Regions from separate parts of the Mus musculus genome. Here all the other regions are linked to region 1. A link is a loop called in an ENCODE intact Hi-C map of the cell type or tissue named here. Cell type or tissue: heart. All regions are shown on one strand. Links, peaks and the distances in the headings refer to the core of each region. The heading gives the core; the rest is flanking DNA.

Region 1 (4,536 bases), core at 136-4,135:
GGAAGAGACCACCACACCTCTCTGGTGCTTTCTCAAGGGCTCTTGCTAATCTCGCCTTCTGAGCTGTGTTCCTCTAGCATTGCTTTGTCTAGATAGCTGTTTTCCTCTCCAAAGCCTGAATCCCCAACACTCCTAAATTCTCAAGCCAGTACATTTCTTTCAGTACTGCTGTGCCCTGCCTCAACCAAGGGAGTGGAGAGAGGTAGAGTCCTTGGTGGGTGGGGTAGCTAGCTAAAACAGGGCAGCCTAATCCAGGACAAGATAGCACCATGAAAAGCCATTTGGTAGCAGTGGCTCCCGAGTCCTGGCTAGTCCCTCCTTTCTAAACAACCAGTCACTGCTACTATGTGCAGAACCCAGGCCTCAAGATTGTAAACTAGGTAGGTTAGACATCCCATCAGAAGCGTTCCTGGAGCCTTATCAGCTATCTCCAAGGGATTTTGGCAAATTTTCTGCCATTACTTAGGTTGGAGTTATATCTACCTCCACCCTTCCCCTCCTGCTTTGCCTGATTAGGGCCAGAAATTTTTTCATCTTTATAGAGCAACAGCAACATTTACTATTCATGAAGTTGCCCCTCCATAATTTTTAAAGCTTTCCATGTGCCTGGAAGCTTGCTCGTTTTTGCTCTTCTCGGTTTACAGGGTGGCTCCCTTTCTTCCAAACACAGGCGAAGAAAGAGGAAAGGGTGGGAGGGGGTGCCTCGGGTGGAGATAACATCCATATTTTTTAACTGTTTTTAATCCAGTTAAATTTCCCTTCGGATTCACACAGCTCCCATCTGAAACCGACTACAGAGCTGAATTCCAGACTCAGGATTAAGTGGAGGAGAGCAGGCAGGAAGAAATAACAGCCAGCTCTATGCCGCAAAGAGAACCGCTACGTTGGCAGGGTCTCCAAGGTTTTAAACACAGTTTAGTCCCTCTTCTTGAATTCTTAATCCTTCCAAATAATTTACAACAGTCAAGAAAAACAGCATTCAAACGCTTCACGATTTAAAACAAGTTTGTTACGTGGCTTGGGCAGATACTTTTCTTAGGAATGCTGGTATAAGACAAAGTTCACATTTTTAATGCCCTGTGCTGTCAGTCAGCAGAAAATAGCTCCTCGGAGGCACAGACCATGTCCCCAGCCTTTGTCGCACAGTAAAACTGAACATCATTCAGGAGTTTATTAGGTGGTCAGCAGCCACACCGCGCATTCCCTGGGATGTCCCCTAAGCCCTAAAAACTAGGGCTCGTGTACAACACACACACACACACACACACACACACACACACACACACACACACACACAGGGACTCGTTAAATGTCACAGGATGGGCGCCTTGAGTCCGACCCCAAAGGTAAAATGCATTCCTTGGAAGCATTCCACAGATGTCAGGCCACAAAACCCGCTGCTCTCCCCGGAGTACACTGTCTCATTTGTAAGATTTCCCCAGCGCCCAAGGTCTGCAGCCAAGGCAGGGATGGGAAGAGAGGAGCCAGCAAAGGAGAGAAGTAGGTCGCAAAAAAAGAAAAAAAAGAAAAAAAAAGAAAAAAAAGGAAAAAAAGAGAAAGAAAGAAAGAAAGAAAGAAAGAAAGAAAGAAAGAAAGAAAGAAAGAAAGAAGGGACCGAAGGGAAGGGGGATGGCAGAGTTACTCACGGACTAGCTAGTGCTTCTGTGGAGCCAGCATGACTTCCCCGCGCCCGAAGCCTCAAGGCTGCAGCGCCGAGGACGCGGAGAACGCCACTTAAATAGCCGCGCGGCCACTCCCGGTAGAGATATGGTTCTAATCAGATGCTGGCTCTGAGGACTCTCCAGGAATGTGGCGGCGGGATGTTTTTGCTGCCTGGACTTGGTAACTCCCCCTCAACGTGTCTGCCGAGTCTTCCAAACTTAACTGTTTATTAACTCGAACTAAAGCCACGGAGATCCGGCGCCTCCTGCGCCTCCTGCGCCCCGTGCGCCCGGCCAGCTGGGGGCGATCGCAGAGACCCGGAAAAAGGAGCGTGCACACAACCCGGGCCAGGAGCCCCACACTGCCTTGGGCCAGAAAGGGTGCACGTAAGGACAGGAAAAGGGAAATTCTGGAGGAAAAGGATGGGATCCTCTGAGCTGCGTTTCGCAGATCCGTTCCCTGGATTGCCACTTCGAGTGGCGTGGCACGCGAACTGCGAACTCATCCTAAACCGCCTGGGGCATTTTGAACAAAGACGCGCCTTTACTCCTGACTTTCCGTTCCCGGGTCCAGTCTGTCCTTTCTAAAGCTGGGCATGTGACTGGATTGTTACCTTTAAAGAAAATCACTATTCTTTAATTGTGAACGTGCTTAAACAGGAGGGAAATCTATGTGTGCCCAAGTAAAAAGATGCCCTGTTATTGAAATTTAATATCACGCTCGAGCATATTCTCGCTATTAAACTGGCCTAAACAAAACAAGTTAGCCTCCATATAAATGATCTACATTTGTGATCATTTCAGTGTATATCCACCCACACGTAGATAACATGACTTTGTCTGCTAGTTTCTACAGCATTTCTTATTCCTTCATGAAAATATTGAGATATGTGAATAAGTATTGGAAGGTGTTTCATCGATGCTCAGCTGTGGATAGCCCGGCAGAGCAGACCTTGGGAATCCTATAGAATCTCACAATTTCTTTTCTGTATATTTTAAAGTCAGGGGACAATTGTTAAATAGTCACAGAAACAGTGGTGCTTTTCAAGTACTTAAGAAATTAAGCTTTGGGAAGATCCTCCTCCCCTTCTCCCTCCTTCCCCTCCCCCTTCTCCCTCCTTCCCCTCCCCCTTCTCCCTCCTTCCCCCTTCTCCCTCCTTCCCCTCCCCCTTCTCCCTCCTTCCCCCCTTTTCCCTCCTTCCCCTCCCCCTTCCTCCTCTTCCACTTTCTTATTTAGTCCTTTTTTTCTTGTTCCTCCTCCTCTTGTCTGTTTTTCCTTCTGCTCCTCCTCTTCTTCCCTCTCCCTCCTGCCCCTCCTCCCCTGTTGTAAGCAGAATGTACTGACTATGAAAATGACAAATTGTGACTTGGATGGAAACGGGTTATTGATTTTATTGAGTAAGCAACACAATGGATTTGCATTTTACCACTGAGAATCCAGGGTTCAAATTGGGCTTATGGTGCACCAAGGATGTATTTTGTGGTCCATGCCTAGCCCCAGCTGCAAAATCACTGTAATTTGAGGTAGCTCAATGAGAGTGGCAGTTTCTGCTTGCAAGTAGGTCAGGCTTGGAGCAGCCCTCATGCAGGGAGAGTAAGAGACACAGAGCAACACAGCTGGTCCAGGTGCTGCCCCTACCTGACCTCTGGATTCCCTTCACACTTGGGTGTGCAGAGTAGAGGTGTGTGTGTGTGTGTGTGTGTGTGTGTGTGTGCTTCCAATATTCCTCTGAGGTAATTTTCTATGGTTGAAAAAAAAAGGATTTTCAGTGAATGATGGAAGGTCTACTTTTCAGTTCTATGAAGGCACAAGACATAGGTGCGAACTTTAATTCTGCTAGCTCTGAGAACATCACACTTTGATTCTCAAATCTAGTAGTCTAGAGAAATGGTGTCATTTCAAAAAGTTCAAAAATTAGGGGAAAAAAAGGTAGTTCATTCACACAAACAGGGGCTCTGATAATATAAAAGAAACAAGTCTACAGACAGACATGAATCATTTCTCAATGTGGAAGTGGCCACTTAGGCCTTTGTCTTTATCTATATAGTTGAAAGATTATTATCAAAATGTGTTAACTTGCTCCCACTAGATGGAATGGATTTGCCTTAGAAACCAGAGAAAGAAAACGATTTCATCTGCTGTGAACTGCAGTTGTGAAGCAGTGATGTGGACCCAAAGAGCTCATTTGTGAGCAGCAGGCTCATAGTGGCTGCTTAAAGCGAACACCCTTGTGTTAGACAGAAATCTAAAGAGCCCACAGTAGAGAGTTCTGGTTTTGCAGTGTATTTTTATACCTCTAGGGTGCTGATATTGGTCTTGGCAGTAGTTCAATGTCCTGCTCACATTATGGGGGGGGGGGGGGATGAAAATAAATTTAACTCTTTTTATCCCAGGAGGTCCTGTTTCTTACCATTCCTACCACATCTAAGTTGATAACTTTTCAGTAAGTCTAAAATGAACATCTCCACATAAGAAACACACACACACCAAAGTCCACCCCGGTGTTCATCACCACTAAAATTTGTTTAGAGAATTAAAGTAGGAAAAAAATTAAATGCAGTGCTTTATAAACCAAGGTCCCCACATAAGGACAGTCGTTTGCACAAAAACCTGCCCTGTGGTAGGGTGGGGTGGAGTCTGGACTGTGTTCCCAGCCGAGAAAGGGGTAGTTAATCCCGTGACAGCTTGCTGAAGAATGCATGGTTTATTATTAAAGTAATCTCTTAAGGTTTTCCTGGAATGTACTCTCACAGCAGCTCTGCCTATGCAGGCTATCCTATGTATGTCTGTTCTTCCATGATGAAAACTGTCGATTCTTAGCTCAAACGTCTGGCCCTTTCTCTCCTACCCCTCACCCCTGCCTATTCCTCAGCT
Region 2 (4,536 bases), core at 229-4,228, 180 kb before region 1:
GAGTTGGAAAGAATTGCTTTCATTATGTCCTAAAAGAAACCTGCTAGGCTGGCGGAAAGGCCTCACTGGGGAAAGTGCTTATCATGCAAGCATGAGGAATTAACTTTGAATCATAGGAACTCAGATAAAGCCCTGTGGCAGCAACCATGTTGCAAGTTAGGAAGCTTGTAGTCCTGCTGTATAGTGAGTGAGTGGTGTATAGAGTGCTGGATGGAGAAGAGACCATGTTGCAAATAAGATAAAAGGTACTGTGAATGTGCTCAAGTGATCTCTCTGTCTCTCTGTCTCTCTGTCTCTCTCTCTCTTTCACACACACACACACACACACACACACACACACACACACACACACAACATAATTTTAAGAAGAAACTGATAGATAATGTTTTCATTATTCTCGTGCTTACTTCCCAGTAAAAGCTTTGGTAAATCACAGGAAAACCTGAACAGTTAAATAGAAATAAAATCACGTCTCTAACTTTGTGGGTACGGATGCCAAGCCCAAGCTGCTATCCCCCATCCTGCGCTGCTCTAGGGCACAACACAAGGAAAGACGAGTCAGTGTAGAGCGGGGCAGGGCCTGGGAGGATCAAATGAGTGTGTGGGGTATCAGAGCCCTCCTTCACTACCTCTGCAAATTCCTCTAACTCAGCCCACCCTCGCTCAGGTTGAGAAATCAGACCCCGTTCCACTGGACCAGGAAAATGATAACTGCTCACATCCGTTGTTGTCCACATGCTTGCTTCTCTGTTTCCACATTAGATGGAGAACTTACTATTATTGTTGCTTCATTTTAGCAATTAAAACACTCCAACTCAATTGAAAAATAATATTTAATATTCTGGGTCTTTAAAAAAAATAGTGACCAACCTGAAACCGACGCCCAAGGCAGTCCTGTTTCAAATATGGTGATCTGGTGTTGGTGGCTATGTTAGTTCTTCTGGCCTTTAAAGCCTGTTTGGGAATGAAACTCATTTGGCCAAGAGTCTGCCTTCAACACAGTCCTAACAGCTTCCTTCGTGACAGGGATCTAAGTGCAGTTTGATAGCTCTGGGGCTCCCTTCTGGCTGTTCAGCAAAGGAGTGAATTTGGCAGCAGGGTCACGCCCTTCCACCACCAAAACTGACGTGGAGTAGGTGAAGTTCAAATGAATGGATGTCTCAGGGAAAGTTCGAGATGCCTTCGTGATGGTCAAGAGCTTTGTGAACCGAATATGTCCCGACCACAGCTCATCCAAAAAAGACATCCCTCCCTCCACTGAGCTTACAGTCTGCGGCGTTAGGCTGCATGGTGCCCAGACCCACGGGGGATGGAGAGGGGAGTGGGTTCTGTAGGAATGGGGAGACAATGTGAAGTCTGCTGATTCCCTTTGGCTTTTGTGGCCACTTCTTCTTCCTTACCTCAAGACTTCTGCACGCAGAGAGAAACATCACAAGCCATACCGTGCAGGACTGGCTCCTATGTAATGTGTGAAAAACAAAAACAAAAACAAAAACAAGCCGGGCATGGTGGCACATGCCTTTAATCCCAGCACTTGGGAGGCAGAGGCAGGTGGATTTCTGTGTTCGAGGCCAGCCTGGTCTACAAAGTGAGTTCCAGGACAGCCAAGGCTACACAGAGAAACCCTGTCTCGAAAAACCAAACAAAAACAAAAACAACAAACAACAAACAAACAAAACAAAACCCCCAAACAAAACCCCCAAACAAACAAAAAACTCACCACCAACAAAAAAACCCAAAAAACAAAAACAAACAAACAAACAAAGAACCCCCCCCCAAACGGCAGTGGCTTTTCTCTTCTGTATTTTGTCCTTTTTAAAAAAACCTCGACATTATTCGTCTCATTTCTCTTTTCTTTTAAAAAACTCTCTGGCGGAGTTAGTTTCCATCTCTGAGCTTCTAAAGATCCTAGAGACATAGTTACATTGGAGAATAAGACTTTAAAAAACCTACAGGGCCAGGGCTGGAGACAGTGCTTACTGCTTAAGGACACTGGTTGTTTATCCCGAGGACCTGGGTACCCAAACAGTGGCTCAGCATCTGCTGGACCCCCAGTTCCCGTGGATTGTGGTGCCCTCTTCTGTTCTCCATGGGTACTGCACACAGTTGAGGTACATAGATATCCAAATATTAACAACAACAACAGAATCAACATGGACAAAAAAAAAAAAAAAAAAAAATAGTGATGAGGTCTCAACCCTACATTAAGACATAAAGGCGACTAAGGAATGCTGAATCCAGGAGAGATACTCTTTCCCAGGGAAATGCACACGGACTGGCTGGCAATAACAAATGTCAGCGCAGAAGAATGTACATATGAGTACCATTATACAGATCGAGCGGGTTGTATTTATGAATTTAGAAATATATCTAAGTAGCAACAGTGAAAATAAAAGAGGCTATGAATTTGAATAGGAATGGGGGGGGGGAGACACGGAAGGATTTGATATCTAATTATGACCTCCCACACGAATGGTTTAACTTGGTTTATCTAGAGTTTTTCTTTGCACAAAAAGTACAATTTGATGACATCAGTATTTGATAGAAAAATATAAGGAAAATTAAAAAAAAGATTAAATGTTTAAAATAGAAGATTCGAGAATAGTCACAGTTTCTTCATTCTTGATGAATGTCTTGACCAGATTTTTTTTTTTTTAAAGTGGGGAAAGGAAAGCCTCAAGGTCAGCTGAGAACACAGGGAAGACTTTCAGCAAAACCGCAATGTTTCCTCCCCTTCCTTCTGGCTCCACCCCTTTGATTTGGATAGCAAGTTCCCTATAGGGCTGGAGTGCCTGGAGAGGCCCCATCTGGCTTGCACCCTACCCCTGACTGCTCACTGTGTTTCTTGTTAACCTCTTATCCTCACGCTCCCTGGTCCCTGTCTTTCCGATCCAGTGAACACACACCGGTCAATGTTCTCTGGCTGTCCGGCCGACCGGACATGAGACACATGAGTTGGCAATCTGTTTTAGACTCCTTTTTCTGACTCACAGTCTTACCTCCTGTCAGCGTGTCCCTGTCTCTCAGCCTCCCAAGTATCTTTGGAATTTCGCCCTCCCCTCCCCCACCGAGCACTGCCTCTAGTCTTCCTGTCTGGCACTAACACAGCCTCTTACAGTACTGCTTTTCTTCAAATAGGATCCTTTCCCCGTAGGCCTGTCACGATCTCTCTGTGATAAACGAATCACATTTGCTTAAAGCATTTCATTGGGTTTCCAACCCTTAGGGTTAAAAAAAAAAAAAAAAAAGACATTTTTTTAAAACTTTCTTGAGTTCTGGGTATTGAACCTATAGACTTACTCTAGGTAAGTGCTTTAATATTCCATATTCCAAACCCTCAGTGGCAAGTGACACTGTTTTATTAACTTGGAAGACATCTATAGTCGCACACAGCACCCACTTCTCTCAATTCCTGCCTTCCCCGTAACTTCACCTGGACTCCTGCACATCTGTATGTAAGCTCAGGTCACATTATTCTCTCACACTCGCCTCCTAACGATATTATCACGTGGTAATATCGTTATGTCCTGATTCATTAAATCTTGTCCTGTCCCAGTTGACAAGTTATTGGTAGTTGATGGCTGCTGAGGGAGGAGCATCATCTTGCTTTGAGGAGTATGGCCACAGCAGGTCCCCCATGCTCCAGTGGGTGACCTAACACTCATGTGCACACTGGCAGTACTAATTGCACTCTGTGGGCTCAGTTAATTAATCAATTAATTAATAACTAGAAAATGAGCACCTGGAAATGAGAAGGAGATGTGCTGAAAAGTCCTGGGTGCAGAAAAAGGGTGAATATGATCAAGATACATTGTATACATGTATAAAAATTTCAAGTGTGTATTTAAAGCATCAGGGGACATTTATGCCAACAGCACATAACCAAAGCAAGGTTTTAATCTTTATTAGACCTTTGATTTGGAATAAAAACAAGGATTCCAAAATAATTTGGACCAAGATGAAGAAATTTCAAGATGAGCCATCAATAATATACAACTGTTATGGTTTGTAGGCTTGATAATCATTTTGTAAGAGATGCATACTGAAAAATTTAAGAACTAGTTATTCCATTTTACATAGTTTATGTACTCAGGTGGTTTATGAAGTATTTATATAAACACGTGTGATGCGTCAAAATGTTAAAAATCTGAATGAATTTAAATGATGAGAATGAAGGATTTCAGGAATTATTGTTTAAGCTTTTCTGTAAATTTGAACTAAAAAAAAAACAGAAACAGAACAACAATAACATTGAAAAGGGAAATGTAGACTGGGCATTTTCACATTCAGACAGACGTCTGGCTGCCTGTGAGAGTCTAATCCCATTAGTGGTCTAGAGAGCTGGCATGGCTTGCTCTACTTGGTCCCGTCATGAAAGTCACCTGCCTGACCTCAGCTGGCATTGGCTTTGCAAGTCATGATGTGATGAGCCTTCGAAATTCTCCTCCTGGCTTATCCTTCATGGCATTGCTTCTCCTGAAGTCTACAGACTGACCTCAATTATGACCTTGAAAAATCCACATGGAAACTGGAAAC
Region 3 (4,536 bases), core at 229-4,228, 51 kb after region 1:
ATGTTTGGAAGGAAGTCCTTACTGTGATCTAAGACTTCTGCAATACTCACATGCTGCACCTCCCCAAAGCAGAAAAAAGAGTTCCTGGGTCACACAGTAGGTGGTGGAGGCTAAGAATCCAAGCCAGGCTCCTTCCCTCCCTCAAATTTGTCCCTTCTCTCTAGCTACATCATCCTGACCAACATGGAGTGTTTGAGAAATTCACTAAAAATAACTTCAATATCTTATGCAGAGATGAACATAAAAGTCTTATACTAATAATTTGAGCTCTTTTTGTTATTTCAAAAACCCACCACTCTTTGTCTTCCCCAAGCTGGGATTTTTATCCAGCCCCCATCTTGGACAACGTGTTTTGGAGACTAGGACAGATGAAAGGGATTCACTGCTCCGTGTTCTTGAAGAAAGTTGTGAAATGCAGAAGTAGGACTGCTACTCAGCAGAATTCATAACTTGTGCTCTTTTTTTATTTTTTAATATTGGTGGCAGATGTGATTTCCTTCATGGGCTTCTTAGAACTGGAAAGATGTATAGACGGTGTCACTTACGCATTCCCAGACCAGCTGAAGTCTGGACAGAGTTAGTGACTTATTTGCCCAGATCAAAAATGATAAAACAAATAAGTACTAAATGATGATGTCTAAAATGAATAGTTCTATTATTTGGGAATTGCTCAGATAATGTGGCTTCTTAGTATGTATTATGTATTATGCTTGCTCTTAGATGAGTCTCAGACTTAAGGAAGGTGTGCTGGGCTCCTGGGTGAGAGACCAAGGATACAAACATTCTAGTTCTAAAGGCTTGGTTCTTGTGTCATGCAGATCCCTGTTTCTATATTGTGAGCTCATCATGAAAAGTTGGCAGGAGCAAGTCAGTCATCATCCTTGACTAAAAGTCAGCTCAAAGAAGTCTTGAAATCACTACATTATAGGAAATACCTCTGAAGAAGAAAAATCTGGATTTCTAAAATTATGTCAGATGTTACAGATATAAAACAGGGGTATCTTTAACCCTCATCTCTCTTCTCTCTCTCTCTCTAATAATCTGCATGACCTGAAATATATTCTTCTGAGTAGCCTCACTACTAATTTTCTTCAGAAGGCAGACCAAATTGCTTGTGTAGTTTGGAATCTAGTTTGCAGACTGCCTGGGTGATAACACATGTGGTGTCGCAGACTGGTTTCCTTGAGTGATTTGATGCAGAGTCACATAGTCTGATTGCAAGCCTTGCTTGGCTGATTGGACCAGCATTGGTATCAATCCTGTCAGAGGTGCATAGGATCTGAGAGAGTTAGGCTCAGCTATGGGTGATGTAGGAGACAATTCTAAACAACTGCAGAGGAATACACTGCATGTCTTCTGTTGTTCATCTCGAGGAAGTGTGAGATCCTGAGGATAGCTGTAGTCACTTAGCGATGTTTCATTTATAATCCACTTCTGCAAGTTTGAAGAAGAATCAGCTGAAATTTTGTCTGCTGACAATGACTTACCAAAAAGAACTTCTGAACTATTCAGTTCCAATTTCCTAGAACCTAAACAAGTAGCACACTGTCTTTTTATTTCATGGTTGTTCTATCTTCCTGGAACTGTATTTTAAAATGTTTATCTACTGATTATTGTTGCTATTTCTGACAATGCTGTGGGTCAAACCTAGGGCCCAGTATGTGCCAGGCAGTCGCTCTAGCACTGACTCATAAGAGTTCCCCTATACATAGGAATTGTACAGATTTAAGGGCACAGTATGAATTTTGATTATTAAAAAAACTATAAACTATACTAAACTAAAATTCCATGTAAACTAAACTAAGAGAAACTAGGTAGCACGTTTAGGTCCTTCTGTGTTCCTCCCTGCGCTTGCTCTCCTTTCTAGTCCTTCCTTCTATCTCAGTGCTTTGGAATGAGTGCATCTAGATGCCAGGCCAATCTCCCTCAACTTCCTCCCTGCTTTCATCGATTGCCCTCTGGAGTACAAACTCAGCTTCCAGGAGATGGATGAGGTTTCAATGTCCAGCATCTTTTTCTCTGGTTCTGACCTCCATTTCCTCAGGAACATTTCAGTTGCTCCCATTTCTTTTTCAGTAGTAATCTTGCTCAATGTTTGATCAACATTCACGGTAGTATTGTTTTATATGGTTGTAGCTGATGGGTGCAGACTTGATCACACTAGAAAAACTGAATATTTAGTTGGGATAGATAAAATATATGATCTACTGAGTTAAGAATAATTTTTTTTTCTTTTCCTTTCATAGCTCAGGCTGCTCTGGGATGCAATCCTTTAGCTTTAATCTCCCAAATGCTAGCTCAGTAGGTATGCACCACCATGCCTAGTGGCTAGCAACTGTTGATTCAAAGGTCTGTCTTGACTGATAAGTCCAAGGACACGTCAAGGGATGTATTGAAGTGCAATTTTAAAAACAGTATCTCCCCTGCCCTGGAACAGGCATATCTGGTAGTGTTGACTTTAGAAATACTAAAGAACTCTCAAATGTTCCATTCTGAGGTAACCTTAGAACACAACAAGGCAGAGTTCAAACTCTACCAGTTTGACAGAAATCAGGGAGCAGGTGGCAAGTTGCATTATCCTCCAGTAGAGGAGCCCCTATCTGAACAGGAAGTGGGGTTGGTGTCAGAAGGACTGGAGAGGAAAAATGCAGAGTGACTATTTCTACTTTTTCTATTATAGAGGAAGGATGGATTGAGAGGCCTCCAAAACCACAAAAGATAAAATACTGCTGGTCAGTGGAAACAGACACAGTTGCAAATTAGGAAGTTAAGCTCCACTCAGAATGGGCTGTGTGAGTTGGACCTCCCACAAGGAGAAAGGTGATCTAACAGACACAAATGGAAAAGCCTGAGAAGCACTGGCCTGTGGAGAATGGAAGAGTAGAGTGATAGATCATGGGACAGTTTAAGAATCTTACTCGCAATTCAGTTCAGTTTGACAGTCTAATCATTTAAGCTTGACAATGTCCTAGCAACCAGGAGACTGAGATAGGAGGCCTTTGAGTTTGAGAATAGCCTGAGTTTCATAATAGGACCCTGTCTAAAACATAAAAAACTCCCCTTCCCCCAAAATATAATATATTTGCTCTTTTCTTTCAAGTTGACATGGTGCAAGTACTCACAGAGTATATCCAGCAATGAATTCCAAAATCTCATCAAAAGCATATTTTTATCAAAGCGGTCTCCCTGTTTTGTAAATTTAACCAGGGAAACCCATTTAGAAATCAAACCTTGAGTTGTTTTGCATCAAGCAAGGTCAAAGTCATATTTTCAGTAAAGATGAAATCACCCCGGAACCCAGTAGTCTGACCCAGTTAAGGTTTCAGCTTAGTAAACCAAAATGATGTGTATCAAAACTATTTCTAGGACTCTGGATCATCATATGAAGTGCTTTGCCTTGGGCTGGAGAGATGGCTCAGTGGTTAAGAGCACTGACTGCTCTTCCAGAGGTCCTGAGTTGAATTCCCAGCAACCACATGGTGGCTTACAATCATCTGTAATGGGATCCGATGCACTCTTCTGGTGTGTCTGAAGACAGCAACAGTGTACTCATATACATAAAATAAATAAATAATTTTTTTAAAGCTTTGTTTTAAGAGACTCTCAAAGATAGAGATTTCCATCCCTGACAACTGTATCACCTCTACCACCAATTCATTTATGTGCCCATTAGTGAGGACCCGTTAAGTCTAAGTCTCTCTGTACCAGGAGTTTGCTTTCCATGGCATTATCAGTCATGCTTGGTAAACTCTGGTTAAGGGCACCAAGGAAGGCCATCATTCAAGCTACTGACTCACCCTACCCCCAGCTTTATATCAGATCACTATATTCATAATAATGTTAACGTTAGGAGTTTCTTTTCTGTAAGTTTTGATTTTAATGTATCTGTGATGGACGTTTTGCAGAAGCTCTGTATGTAGTAAATTCTTTTGTGGAGCCAGGTTAGAGATCCACTGTCAAAATACAACCAATATTCTGAGTTATGCTATATCCATCTGAATCCTAAAAGCATAACATCCTACCCTTTACAGTTATATATAGCATAATTAACTTTCATGATTCACAGCCCTAAACTATTATGAATTATATATTTTAATTTTTGCATGAAAATTTATTTTGTTTTCTCTTTATTGTTACTGTTCCAATACAGGGTTTCTCTGTGCATCCCTGGCTACTCTGGAACTCACTCTGGAGATCAGATTTGCCTCCAACTCAAAGATCTACCTGCCTCTACCTGCTGGAGTGCTAAGATTAAGGGTGTGTGCCAGCACACCCAGCACACACACACACACACACACACACACACACACACACACACTTGTCCTTTTTTAGGATTCTGCTTACCTGAAGATCCAAATGCTTTGAGGAATCTTTGGTATATTGTCCCCAATTCTAGAAATTTAATTTGTAATCTTTGGTATATTGTCCCCAATTCTAGAAATTTAATTTGTACTACATATTCTTTTTAGGAGAATATATCTACCAGGTCCACAGGTTAAATGAGTGAGGAGACCTTGTTAAAGTAGATGAGAGAAG

The links. A loop is a pair of places that touch in the nucleus more often than their neighbours do. Peaks named below come from ENCODE experiments on the same cell type or tissue, not always from the same donor. Only the 100,000 strongest peaks of a DNase experiment are listed, where the experiment ranks them.
Region 2: a loop joins it to region 1, with 3 times the contacts of the local background. A loop is called at or near these places in 3 of 42 quality-filtered maps.
Region 3: a loop joins it to region 1, with 2.0 times the contacts of the local background. A loop is called at or near these places in 3 of 42 quality-filtered maps.

The regions. Positions count from the first base shown.
Region 1 is chr15:6,384,043-6,388,578 of GRCm38, reverse strand. Dab2 (disabled 2, mitogen-responsive phosphoprotein) reads right to left here and starts at 1,831. Exons shown (of 15, transcript NM_023118.5): 1 at 1,647-1,831. In heart, for the core only: a CTCF peak has its summit at 1,953 (motif pointing right); DNase peaks (open chromatin) are centred at 258, 1,378 and 1,978; H3K4me3 peaks cover 2,513 bases; H3K27ac peaks cover 2,497 bases.
Region 2 is chr15:6,563,593-6,568,128 of GRCm38, reverse strand. It overlaps a transcript of Fyb not described here. Among named protein-coding and RNA genes, the nearest start is that of Fyb, 14 kb to the left of the region's middle. In heart, for the core only: a CTCF peak has its summit at 2,074 (motif pointing left); DNase peaks (open chromatin) are centred at 2,798 and 3,028; H3K4me3 peaks cover 595 bases; H3K27ac peaks cover 1,667 bases.
Region 3 is chr15:6,333,143-6,337,678 of GRCm38, reverse strand. It overlaps a transcript of Dab2 not described here. Among named protein-coding and RNA genes, the nearest start is that of Gm16311, 25 kb to the right of the region's middle. In heart, for the core only: no CTCF peak of the experiment used is centred there; a DNase peak (open chromatin) is centred at 2,708.